Linked DNA regions of Homo sapiens: all the other regions are linked to region 1. The links are chromatin contacts, found by Hi-C in ENCODE. All regions are on one chromosome and are shown on one strand. The core of a region is the stretch at or near the end of the contact, and the rest is flanking DNA. Distances in the headings are between cores, read along the strand shown.

Region 1 (4,292 bases), core at 979-3,478:
CCCAGCGAGGCCACAAGTGCGAAGTTGTCTAGCATCACGCGGCGGTACAGGGCCCTCTGGGCTGTGTCCAGGAGCCCCCACTCCTCCTGGGAGAAGTACACAGCCACATCCTCAAAGGCCATCTGGTCCTAAAAGAGCAGGGAGGAAGAGACAGCCATGGTCTAAGGCTGGGTTATCCAATCTTTTGGCTTCCCTGGGCCACATTGGAAGAAGAATTGTCTTGGGCAACACATAAAATACATTAACACTAATAACAGCTGATGAGCTAAAAAAAATAAAAATTGCATAAACATCTCATGTTTTAAGAAAGTTCACGAACTTGTTTTGGGCTGCATTCAAAGCCATCCTGGGCAGTGGGTTGGACAAGCTTAGTTTAAGGTATGGCTGTGAGCCAGGACCAAGCTCCCCATCCCAACAGCCACCTTCCATGATGTCCCTCAGACACTCACCCTCCTTCCCTGGGTTCTGCCCCCACCATCTTCAGATGGCACTTCCCTCACATGTCTGGGACCCCTCCCCTCTGCCCTCCCTGACCAGACCCCAGATGCCTTCTTGGCCTCCCCACTGGCAACGCCATACACAAGCAAGCTAGAACAAGTCCTGGCTGGGCCCTCAGCTGCCACACCAAGAGCAGCCCCAGGTGTCCACTCGTGACTCAGCATGACCACTCATGACCCTCCCCAGATGCACCCTTCCTGCTCTTGTAGCAAGAAACTGTGAGTCCCAGCAGGGGCTTCCCAGGCATACCCATCACTGGGACCCTCCCCTGCTGAGCCTGCTTGCCTGACATTTCCAGGCTGCTCATCCAGCCTGAGGGACTGGATGATTCTCACCAGTCGCCACAGGGGAGCAGCCTCAACAACCTGTGAACACAGAGGAACTCAATCCCTTCCTCCTTTCACCCGGTGTCCCCTTTCTTCCCCTCTCTGTTGCCACCCTCCCCTCCTCAGTTAGGTGCTAGGCTCTTCCCAATAGCCCCAGGCATCCCAGCTGGTCTTCTTTACCCTCAAGCCATAACTGCCCACACCTGGCTGAGTCCCTGCCCATTCCTCAGTCCAATTCATAGGCCCTGTCCACAGCCCAGGACGCCAACAACGTCAGGTCCAGTGACATGACCAACCTGGGACATCCCAGACTCTTGATCTTTCCCCTGAAGGAAACCTGCTTTCCTTTCAATTCTCCTTTCTATCTACAGCAGCTCTCTTCTTCCAGGCGCTCAGGCTGAACAACATGGGGTACTTAGTTCTTCAAACAGCCCACACCTGATGCATCCGCAGATCCACCAGAATTCACCTGGTCGCCCACCTCCACTGCTGCCCAGACTGTGGCAGTCGGTTCTTCCCTTCATGCCGACACCCCTGCATGTCTGTTCTCCACGCAACAAACGGTGGAACCGTTTTAAAGTCCTCAGAGGATGTCCTGATTCTGTTCAAAACTTCTATGTCTCCCGACGCCCTCGAGATAAAGCCCACTCCCTCGCCTGATACTGCAGCCGCACACATCCCCTCTACTCCAGCTCCACATCGAGAGAGCTCAGTCCCAGAAGCACCTGGGCTTCGGCTCCCCTCCCAGGTTTTGCACACGCAGGACTCTCCCCTCGGAGCCTCCTTCGGGACCTCAGCCCCCTGGCTGCCCGAACTCGGGAGCTCACCAGTGCCCTGGACGCAGGAGTTTGCACTGACCCCCGCAACCCCCCCAGGGCAGGGAGAGGAAAGACGACTAGGCGAGGTCTAGGAAGCGGCCTCCCTCCGTGAGGGCGCGGTCTGTGTGAGCAGGGACTCCCCTGCTTCCCCGACGCGGGCTTGTCAGCGCCACCGCCGCCAGCGGAACCCGCAGCTGGGAGGGAAGAAAGGCGTGGACCACCCAGCCTTTCCCCGCCAGCAGCGTCCCGGGGCCGCCCCGCGCCTCAGTCTCCCCGGCCATCATGGACGTGGAACGCCCAGCGCGCAGCCTCCTGGGCTGCCGCACGGTGGGAGAGCGCATGGCTCCCGCCGCGGCCCGACAGTCCCCTGGACGCCCACGACGCACTCTGAGAAACAGAGGCTTGGGGGCGCGGCCGGCGGCCGGCGCCCTTGATCACGACGCGTGCGCAGGGCGGGCCCGACGCGGGCCCTCAGCCAGTACCTTCCTCGCCGCCAGCCTCGAGCACCAGGAACCCCCTGGAAACCGGACCCGACCCGCGGTCCCCAGCCCAGACCACCGGTGTGGCCTGACGCGGGCGGCGAAGTGACAGTCCCACCGCCGGAAGTCCAGCCCTTCGGTTCTCATTGGCCCAGTGCGCGCCGCGGACGCTTGCGTACAGCCTTCCGGGTCACGTGGTTCCCGCCTGTTTCCCTGCGTGGAGGCGGGGCCACTACCGGTCTCCTTGGCAACGTCCAAGCCCCTGCCGCGCGGGGCGCTGGGAAATGGAGTCGCGCGGCGGCCTCGGGTTTTCAAGGGCTTGGTGGCGCTGGTGGATTCGCCCGGTGTGTAGTCCTGCCTTCGGCATTCCAGGTGTCCTCCCAAGCAGTCCCGGAGACTAAACCCTGCAGGTGCGAAAGCAGAAACTGCCGAGGTTCCAAGAGGCAACACCAGCAGTGAGCACGGAGGAGAAAATGCACCGGGTAGCGCAGGTGGAGGTGGAGGAGCCGATGCCTGGAGCTCCGGGTTCCCTTCCCAGCTCTGCCTCTCACTGACTGTGCGTCCTGGGCGCGGGTTTGACCTCTCTGTGTCAATGTCCCGTAAAGGTTTAAGGTCCGTTTTCAACCTTTACACCAAGAATTCTCAGCCCGTAAGCCTACATTTGTCTTAAGTATGAGACTGTTCCTCGACACTTGCCCAAAGCATCTGTTTTCCTTGTAATTTGGATGGGCAGAAGTTAATTCCCCAGATTTGCTTGTCCTTAGACCATCTAGATCTTGTCTTGCCCCACACATCACAATATTCATTCTTTTTTCCTTTTTTCTTGGGACTCATTTAAGTTTTTTTTTTTTTTTTTTAACAGGGTCTTTGTTCTGTTGCCCGTGCTGGAGTGCAGTGGCACAATCTCGGCTCACTGCAACCTCTGCCTTCAGGTTCAAGTGATCCCCCCGCCTCAGCCTCCGTAGTAGCTGGGACCACAGGTGTGCGCCACCATGCCTGGCTAATTTTTGTATTTTTTAGTAGAGATGGAGTTTCACCATGTTGGCCAGGCTGGTCTTGAACTCCTGACCTCAGGTGATCCGCCCACCTCGTTCTCCCAAAGTGCTGGGATTACAGGCCAATTTAAGTGTCTTTGACACATAAAAACGAAAGGCAGAGCAGTCTCAATGTAGACTGTCTTGTTTGGCAGATAATAAAAGGTTCTTTGTCTTGTTTTTGGAACCTGTAGACAGTTCTCAGCTGTCCAGTTCCTTAACTCTTTTTGCCTCCCTCCCTCTATACCTACCTCCATCTATAACTATCTCTCTGTCAACTGTCAGCTATAACTGTCCACCTAATTGATTCTACTTGTAAATCCTTGTAGAGCAAGGGAGCTCATCATGTTTGGAATGTTTTAATATAAATTTTGCTACTTTGAAAGAATTTAAGAACATTTCAGGACTGGGCGCAGTGGCTCACACCTGGAATCTGAGCACTTTGGGTGGCCAAGGTGAGCGATCACTGGAGCCTAGGAGTTTGAGACCAGCCTGAGCAACAAAATGTGACCCCATCTTTATAAAAAAATATAAAAATTAGCTGAGCATGGTCTTGCATGCCTGTAATACCAGCTACATGGGAGGCTGAGGTGGGAGGATTGAGTTCAGGAGTTGGAGTGTGCAGTGAGCTATGATGGAGCCCCTGCACTCCAGCCTGGGTAAGAGAGAGACCCTGTCTCAGGAAAAAACAAACAAAAACCCTGAGGGGGAAAAAAAAAACCCCAACACTTAGAAGTATTAAAGTTCAGGGCCGGGCGCGGTGGCTCACGCCTGTAATCCCAGCACTTTGGGAGGCCGAGGCGGGTGGATCATGAGGTCAGGAGATCGAGACCATCCTGGCTAACAAGGTGAAACCCCATCTCTACTAAAAATACAAAAAATTAGCCGGGCGCGGTGGCGGGCGCCTGTAGTCCCAGCTACTGGGGAGGCTGAGGCGGGAGAATGGCGTGAACCCGGGAAGCGGAGCTTGCAGTGAGCCGAGATTGCGCCACTGCAGTCCGCAGTCCGGCCTGGGCGACAGAGCGAGACTCCGTTTCAAAAAAAAAAAAAAAAAAAAAAGGAAGTATTAAAGTTCAAAAACCCTGAAGAAAAAAAACCCCAACACTTAGAACTATTCAAGCTGTGGCCGGGCGCTGT
Region 2 (4,292 bases), core at 897-3,396, 970 kb after region 1:
GTAATCCCAGCTACTTGGGAAGCTCAGACAGGAGAATCGCTTGAACCTGGGAGGTGGAGGTTGCGGTGAGCCGAGATTGTACCATTGCACTCCAGCCTGGGCAACAAGAGCTAAATTCCGTCTCAAAAATAAATAAATAAATAATAATATGTAGTCTGGACTCAGGACCCTGACTGTATGACCATTTTGCAGGGAACTCAAATGGAAGGGGAGGGAGAATAGCCAGCAAGGAGTCCCAAGACACCATAATTCTGAAGACCATGTAGGTAGGAGTTGAGGAGGGTGAGGGCCTGAGACATCCTCCACTTACCTTCTCATGGTCTATAACTAACTCTGAAGTCACAAGAACCTATGGAAAATCAAGACCATGAGAACCAGACAGTGATGTTACCAAAGGATCATCCAAGCCCCCTCGTCTAGCCTGGAGTCAGGTGTGCCTGACTATCTGCAATCTGGGCTTTGGTTCTTAGTGATGCCTCTTACCTGTTGTGTGCCCTTGGAAAAATGCTCAACTTCCCTGTGCCTTGGTATTGCCATCTGCAACATGGCAATAATGGTATTCACTCAATAGGACTATTGTTTGTATCAAACTCATTCTTATGTGTCTAGGACTAAATATCAACTCTTACTGTACACATAATTAATGCTTCTGTCAACATTTTCAGTGCAAATAAACTGGTAGGTTTTCAAAATGTGGGTTTCTGCCTGGGTGCAGTGGCTCAAGCCTGTAATCCCAACACTTTGGGAGGCCGAGGTGGGCAGATCACAAGAGCAGAATTCTGTCTCAAAAAAAAAAAAAAAAGAAAGAAAAAGAAAGACAATGTGGGTTTCCTTTTGGCAATCTGGCTGCCTGCTATATACTCCCCTGAAGACCATCCTGCTGAGAGCCCTCCCTTCTACTGGAGCAGTTGATCATCCCACCTGTGCTGATAGCTAGGGAAACTTAGGCACCAAAGGTGCTGCTCCACCAGCCTGGCTGACCTTTCCTTTTCTCCATATGGACTGGACATGAGGAACTACTAAGCCTGGAGTGGCAAACCTATATACTACCCAACACTGCGGTCTCCATCCAGTCCTGGGTGTTCATACTCTATAACCCTCCATTCCTGCAGGCACCAGACAAAATCACTTCGGACCACGAAACTCCAGGCTGTAGAGGCTGCCCCATCCTACAGGCCCATCTCTCCCTTCCCTCACCTCAGGGACCATCTGAAAGAAAACTTTAAGATTCTCCCTCCTAAATACGAGCCCCAGGCCTTCCAGCTGCTCATGTGGACATGACACCTCCACTCTGGGACATCTCAGGATCACCATGCCCAAAACCTATTCCCTGCACAGCCTTACCCATCTCCATCCTTCCTGATATTCAGGAACAAACAAAAATACAAATAAAAATCCAGAATGGCTCTTCATTCCCTACTTTCTTTCACAGTCACATCTGATGCAACAGGAATTCCCGTCTGTTCAGTTTTTGAAATCCATCCAAGATCTGATCACTTCCCCTCCTCTGTGGCCCAGTCCCAGTAGACTCTCCACTAGTCTACTGAATTTACCTACTCACAGGTCTGTCTTCACCCGCCTCACCCCCACCCCAGTCTGTTTTGACTTGAAGGGCCTTTGGCAAACTTTGAGAAACAGATCTTGTCACTCTTCTGTCTCCAGCCCTCCGCGGCCACTGTGGCCCCCTCAGGATGAAAGCGCAGCTGCTCGGGCTGTCGCTCGACACGCGCCTCGTCCCTTCCCAAGCTGCCCACTACAGACACCAGGAGGCCTCAGGTTCGGGACTCGCTGAATGCGCCTCACATCTTTGCGAGCCGGGCCCCTTGCCCTCCATTGCCACCCCATCACACTGCGTGTCAGAAACGGGACGCCGCCCACGAACGCCCCACAGTTCTGCACCCGGGGACCTGAGCAGGCGGCCCTCACAGGGCTTTAGGATTCGGGGGAGGCCGGGAGGACGCGGCGCTCACCTGAGCGGGGTCCCTCAGCGTGGCCGCCGCCATCGGAGCCTGTGGCGGTGAGACAACGACCGAGGAAAGGGCCCGGGCCACCCTGGGCGCCGCCACCGAGCCTCAGACCCGCCTCTGAGCTGCGAGAACACAGCGCGTCCCCACCGCGCTTTCCGGAGCTGGTCGCCGCAGCGAACAACCAGCTTCCGGCAAGCTGAGTTCTCTTGAGGGCAGCGAAAGCAACCGCCGAGGGGAGACGCCGGAAGTCCCGCCCATTGCGCGTCGCACTCTCGGGTAGACCTCTTTTCATTGGCCAAGCATCGCGGCTCACGGCGCGGCGCCTTCTGGGCAGTGTAGTTCGCGTGGCTCCAAACTTCGAGGAAGTGGGCATAACTTCGGAGATGGAGATTGGAGACGGTAGATGATGGAGATGGAGATGGAGATGGAGATGATGGAGATGATGGAGATGGAGATGATGGAGATAGAGATGATGATGGAGATGGAGATGATGGAAATGGAGATGATGAAGATGGAGATGATGGAGAAGATGGAGATGATGGAGAAGATGGAGATGATGGAGAAGATGGAGATGGAGATGATGGAGTAGGAGATGGAGATGGAGATGATGGAGATGATGGAGATGGAGATGATGGAGATAGAGATGATGATGGAGATAGAGATGATGATGGAGATGGAGATGATGGAGATGGAGATGATGGAGATAGAGATGATGATGGACATGGAGATGATGGAGATGGAGATGATGATGAAGATGGAGATGATGGAGAAGATGGAGATGGAGATGATGGAGTAGGAGATGGAGGAGAAATGAGTGTCGAGAACTCTCGGACTCATCTGGAACCTGTTGTAATTGGAGATGGGCCTGGATTTCAGTTTCCTGCAGCTGATACTCCAATCTTTCCTTCTTTTGAAGGACTTGAAGAGGATCTTCAGGGCCACCATAAAGAGGTTTCACTGGGCAAAGCCACGTATACCTTCCTAAATTTCCTTTGGCAAGGGGACACCCAATATTAATGCCTGATGTATGATAATAAGAAAAGGCTCTGAATTCTGGATGTAGGTGATGAGAGAGTAGGGGAGCCCAAGGATTTACGTTCCTCTTTCACCCCATTCTCATTTGTGTTCTTTCCTTCCTCAAGGACCCAACATTGGTGTAAAGGCACAACAACAGGCAGCAAACCCATAAGCCAACTCCCCCTCAATTTCTCCCCTTCATCCATTTCTGCTCCATATTCCTGTCACAGTTACTATGGGACTGAACGAAGGGGAACGAATGCAGAAATGAAAACAAAGGCAAAATAAATCTGTTTTAAAGAAGGGGTCAGGGGGCTTCTTGCTTCTAGTGAGGAAGGGCCCTGAGCTTCCACAGACCTTCATATTTATTGGGTAGAAAGAGTAGGGAGGTGGTGGCTTACGCCTGTAATCCCAGCACTTTGGGAGGCCAAGGCGGGTGGATCACAAGGTCAGGAGATCGAGACTATCCTGGCTAACACGGTGAAACCCCGTCTGTACTAAAAAATACAAAAAATTAGCCGGGTGTGGTAGCAGGTGCCTGTAGTCCCAGCTACTCGGGAGGCTGAGACGGGAGAATGGCATGAACCCGGGAGGTGGAGCTTGCAGTGAGTGGAGTTCATGCCACTGCACTCCAGCCTGGGCGACAGGGAGAGAATCCGTCTCAAAAACAAAAAAAAAGAAAAGAAAATATCGCTCTGGTTTTGTAATGATAAAATAGAACCTACATATATTTTGTGTTATGCATTCTTGGCATACCTATTTCAATGAATTCTGGTTTTTTGAAATTGTCTCAAATATTCAAAAATTTTTTCCAGTATATTTATTGAAAAACATTCACATATAATTGGACCTGTGCATTTCAAACCTGTGTTATTTAAGGGTCAGCTGTACTGTCATGAAACCACCAACACAGTCATGATAGAGAAAATTACCATTGCCTGATAACGTTTTCCTGTACTCTTTCAGTCAGAACCTTCCCCCTCAGACCGCAGGCTCAATAACCAGTGATCTGCATTCTTTTACTCTAGTTTTGCAGCTTCTTCATTTCATATAAATGGAATCATACTGTATGTCAACTTTTGTGTCTGGCTTCTTCCACTTGGCTCAGGGATTTTCAGATTTATCTATGATATTTTTACTTGTATTCATAGTTTATTCTTTTATGTTGTTGAATGGTATTTTATGTTAAGATATACCATAATTGATTATTCATTCTTCTGTTCACGGAAATTTTAGTTTGTGTGTGTGTGTTTTAAAAACAAATTCTGGTGTTTGGGTTTTATAAATAAAACTGCTGAGCATGCAAGT
Region 3 (4,292 bases), core at 913-3,412, 940 kb after region 1:
ATATTTAGAGAGATACCACATTCACATGTTTTTTATAATTTAACTTTTGCTTTTTTATTGTCTCAACTGCAGTTACTTAACTTTTATTAACTTATAAAGTATAACTGTTCTATATTATTTCCAGTTATTATTGTTCATCTCCTATACTGCCTCATTTATAAACTGGATTTTATTACAGGTATGTAGTCTAGGAAGAAACATAGTATATATAGGTTGGGTACTATCTGCAGTTTCAAGCCTCCGCTGGGGTTCTTGAAAGGTATCCTCTGAGGATAAGGGGGAACTACTGTTCAGACATTCATTGTTCAACTACTAAATGGTATAGCCTATTGCTCCTAGGCTACAAACCTGTACAGCAAGTTACTATACTAAATACTGTCAGCAACTGTAACACAGTGATAATTATTTGTGCATTTAAACATTTATAAACTTAGAAAATGCAGTTTGCCTCCTGATCAGAAAGAAAGAAAATGAAAAGGTACAGTAAAAATATGGTATCATAATCTTATGGGACCACCGTCACTGATGTGGTCAACACTGTTGTTATGCGGTCCATGACTTATCACAAGACACTTTTCACTGAGGAAATTACAACGATTTTAGGAATTCTGTGCCAGGAAAGCATGACAAAAAACAAACATTTATTTTTTATTAGAGCACAGAGTTATAGTGACATTTTATTCGGTTAACTAATTGCTTGCATAAATTTAATTTGTTAAATCTATACAGTCTAAACTTGTATTTTCCTGGGAGAGCTGCTCTTGCTGGGCTTGGGCTTCTCTGCTAGTCTGGCTGACCTTTCTCTGGCTCCACATAGAGTGAACAGTTCGCCAAGTCTTCTGAATGGTGACTCTACACAGTGTCCCACCCTCAAATCCATCCTATGCAGTGTGTATTCCTTACACATTCCCTTTGGAAGTACCCCCGGAACCCCATGGCCCTCCTATCTGCAGGCAGCTTCGCCAAGGCCGACCCACACTTTCCCAGCCTCCAGCCTCAGCCCTCCCTCTCTTCATCTCAAAGTAAAACCTTAAGATTTCCCGTCTAAATTTAAGGCTTGGCTTGAGTCTACGCCCCAGCCTGTCTCCATTTACACATCACTGAGTCAGTCCCCTCCCATGAATTTTCTACTTATGATTCCAACTGCCCATGTAACAACTTCACTCTGTGGCAATTTAGAAACACCACGTCCAAAATTCAACTCCTACTATTTCCCTGAAACCTGCTCCCTCACCAGATTTCTTTGTCAACTCTTCCAGATGTTCAGGTAAAAGAAAAACTTGGGATCATACTTCACTCCCACTTTTGCTCATAGGCACAAATGATGGAGCAGAAAATCCTGCTGGCTTTACCTTTAAGATCTACCAAGATTCTTATTACTTAGGTCCCTTCAGCAACCCGTCTGGTCCAGAATCCACCATAATCCTCCTGGAGCCTACTACAGCAGTCTCCTCACCAGTATCCCTGCGTCCACCCCCATCACTCCGTAACAGTCTGTTTTCTCCACTCATTGCCTTTGAAATATTTTTTCAGACCCTCACTCAGATCGTGTTCTCCTTTAGTTCACAACCCTCCATGGCTCCCAAAGACTCAGAATTAAAAACCCCGGTTGCTCAGGCTGCCATGGCAGCCGTGCCTTCTTCTCCTCATTCTCTCTGCTCCCTGCAGACACAGGTCCGCCCCCAAGTTTCCGAATGCTCGCGACCCCGGCGCACCTCCCAGGCTCTGCGCGTGCAGCCCCCACGGTACGCAACGCTCTCCCTTCTTCACCTCACCGCCCGTCAGCTCTGAGGACCCCACCCAGAACTCCTCGCTGTCCTGGAGAAGAGGCCTGAACTGCAGAGACCCACGCAGGTGACCCCAGTCCGGGGCCTCAGGACCCAGGTGAGGATCCGAGGACTCCGCTCTCACCTGCGGCGTAATCACTAGCGCTGCCTCGGCCATGGGACTTTAGGCGGGGCGGGGCCTGGAAAGGCGGGCGGTAAAGCCCGGGATCCGGCGTGCGTGCGGTGGCAAATCGCTGGGCGACGCTCAGACCGAGACCAGGCAAGCTCCTCTGCGGGCGGACACCACCTCCACCGGTTTCCGGCTCCAGTTACCTGGCCCGGACCCAGCGAGCCGGAAACGCCCAGCCCGCGGACGCGCTCGCAGGCAGCAAAAACGACCACCACCGGAAAGACGCCGGAAGATTCTGGCGTATTGCGCACTTACGGAGGTGCCCCTTTCCTGGGCAATGATTGGTCTAAGGCCCCGGCACGCTCGGCGCACAGTATTCTGGGTGGTGTAGTTCCTACCACGCCGCAGTCCGCCGCGCTGTGAGGACTCAATCCAAGAAAGAGAGGACAAAGGAAAAAACCCATCAAACTAGGGTCAGCAAAGCCTATTACATACACAGGATAAAAGAATACGATTTGATCTTCATTTCTCAACACAAAAGTTGACATATATTGCATACAATACATTAAAAATGTTGACAATTGAGAATTGACGCGACCCTTAATTTTTTTCTTTTTTTTAATGTAGAAACTATAACCAAAAATAAAATTCAAAGGCCTCCCAACTATCTGAATGGACCCCCTCCTCTCAGCATTATAGAGTTAACCTGAAAATCTAGTTCAGGCCATTATGGAAGAAGGGGTTGGACATGCCTCATTCTACCCCTACAGCAATAACATCAGCATAGACCTTAAGTCTGATAAGAAACATTTACAATCTATTTCTCTGAAACTTGCTACCTGCAGGCTTCATCTGTATGATAAAACCTGGGTCTCCAACCAAGGTGATCACTAACAGTGGGGTCAGCATCCCCTTATCCCACACGTTTGTGTTTATTCTGTTTTTTTGCCCTCAAGTGTTAGTGACTTAAATTACATAATGTATCTATTATCATAAGTGGAACTGAAATGAGATTGCAGAAACATTATATCTTCTTTTTCTTTTCTTTTTTTCCTTTTTTTTTTTTGACAGAGTCTCACTCTGTCGCCCAGACTGGAGTACAGTGGTGCAATCTCTGCTCACTGTAACCTCCACCTCCCAGGTTCAAGCGATTCTCCTGCCTCAGCCTCCCGAGTAGCCGGGACTACAGGCATGCGCCACCACCCCCGGATAATTTTTGTATTTTTAGTAGAGACAGGGTTTCACCATGTTGGCCAGGCTGGTCTAGAACCGGCCTCAAGTGATTCGCCTGCCTTAAAGTGCTGGGATTACAAGCATGAGCCACCATGCCTGGCTTTTTTCCCCCATATTTAGCAATTAGCTTTTGTTGCTATCCATTGTCTTCATTTCTCTTTAGTTTTTAATTGTTTATAATTTTGACATTTTATAATTACTTAAGAAAGGTTAGAAAAATTACCATTTAGATTGGAGTCATATTAAATAAGACACCTATATTGTAAAAATATCTTTATGAATGTAATCTTTGGCTATAGTGTTGTAACCGAGCGAGTTATAGAGAAATGCCACACTCTGAGACTAATTCTGGAGTCCTTTTATTGCCAGCGACCGAGAGACAGCTAGAGCTCAAAATTCTTGGCCCCGAAGAAGGGGCTAGATTTCTTTTTATACCTTGATCTAAATAGGGGAGGGGGAGTTTAGCTGAAGCAATTTTTACAGAAGCAGAACAGGCAAAAAGTTAAAAGATAAATGGTTACACAAACATTTACAGGAAAATAAACAGTTCCAGGTGCAGGGGCTTAATTATCACAAAGTGATAAACGCAGGGGCTTTGGGTACCATTAACTGAGTGCGTTCCTAGGAGCTGCTGGTACAGCGTGCCTCAGTGTCTATCAGTAAGTGCATTCCTGGATGTGCTTGGAGTCAGCTTGCACTAGTTATGTCCTTAAGGGAGGGGGATAAGGGGGCTGCAAGTGAAGAAACAAAAATGGAGTCTGTTTGGCTCTCTCAGCTGAGAGAGACAATCAGGTTAAAACAAGGTAGGGCATCACAATCGTTTGTCTCCACTATTATTTATTTCTGATCCTTTTATTTTTTTATTATTTTTTTTTTTTGAGATGGAGTTTCGCCCTTGTTGCCCAGGCTGGAGTGCAATGGCACGATCTCGGCTCACTGCAACCTCCACCTCCCAGGTTCAAGCGATTCTCCTGCCTCAGCCTCCCTAGTAGCTGGGATTACAGGCATGTGCCACCACGCCCAGCTAATTTTGTATTTTTAGTAGAGACGGGATTTCTCCATGCTGGTCAGGCTGGTCTCGAACTCCCGACCTCAGGTGATCGGCCCACCTCAGCCTCCCAAAATGCTGGGATTACAGGCAAGAGCCGCTGCACCCGGCCATG

The links. Hi-C counts contacts between places; a loop is a spot of excess contacts on that map. Pooled maps may share reads with other maps.
Region 2: a pooled map shows a loop between it and region 1 (5-fold over the local background). The contact joins the promoter of ZNF773 here to the promoter of ZNF324 in region 1. A Hi-C loop is called at or near these places in 7 of 50 pooled maps.
Region 3: a loop to region 1 is called in a pooled map, with 5 times the contacts of the local background. The contact joins the promoter of ZNF549 here to the promoter of ZNF324 in region 1. A Hi-C loop is called at or near these places in 6 of 50 pooled maps.

What each region holds. Positions count from the first base shown.
Region 1 is chr19:58,465,016-58,469,307 of GRCh38, reverse strand. It overlaps ZNF324 (zinc finger protein 324), which reads right to left and starts at 2,228. Exons shown (of 4, transcript NM_014347.3): 1 at 2,125-2,228; 2 at 2-128. The coding sequence starts at 122. RefSeq lists enhancers at 728-847, 1,266-1,880, 1,881-2,497 and silencers at 1,979-2,108, 2,189-2,238.
Region 2 is chr19:57,497,792-57,502,083 of GRCh38, reverse strand. It overlaps ZNF773 (zinc finger protein 773), which reads right to left and starts at 2,146. Exons shown (of 4, transcript NM_198542.3): 1 at 1,971-2,146. The coding sequence starts at 2,003.
Region 3 is chr19:57,525,226-57,529,517 of GRCh38, reverse strand. It overlaps ZNF549 (zinc finger protein 549), which reads right to left and starts at 2,162. Exons shown (of 4, transcript NM_001199295.2): 1 at 1,912-2,162. The coding sequence starts at 1,944.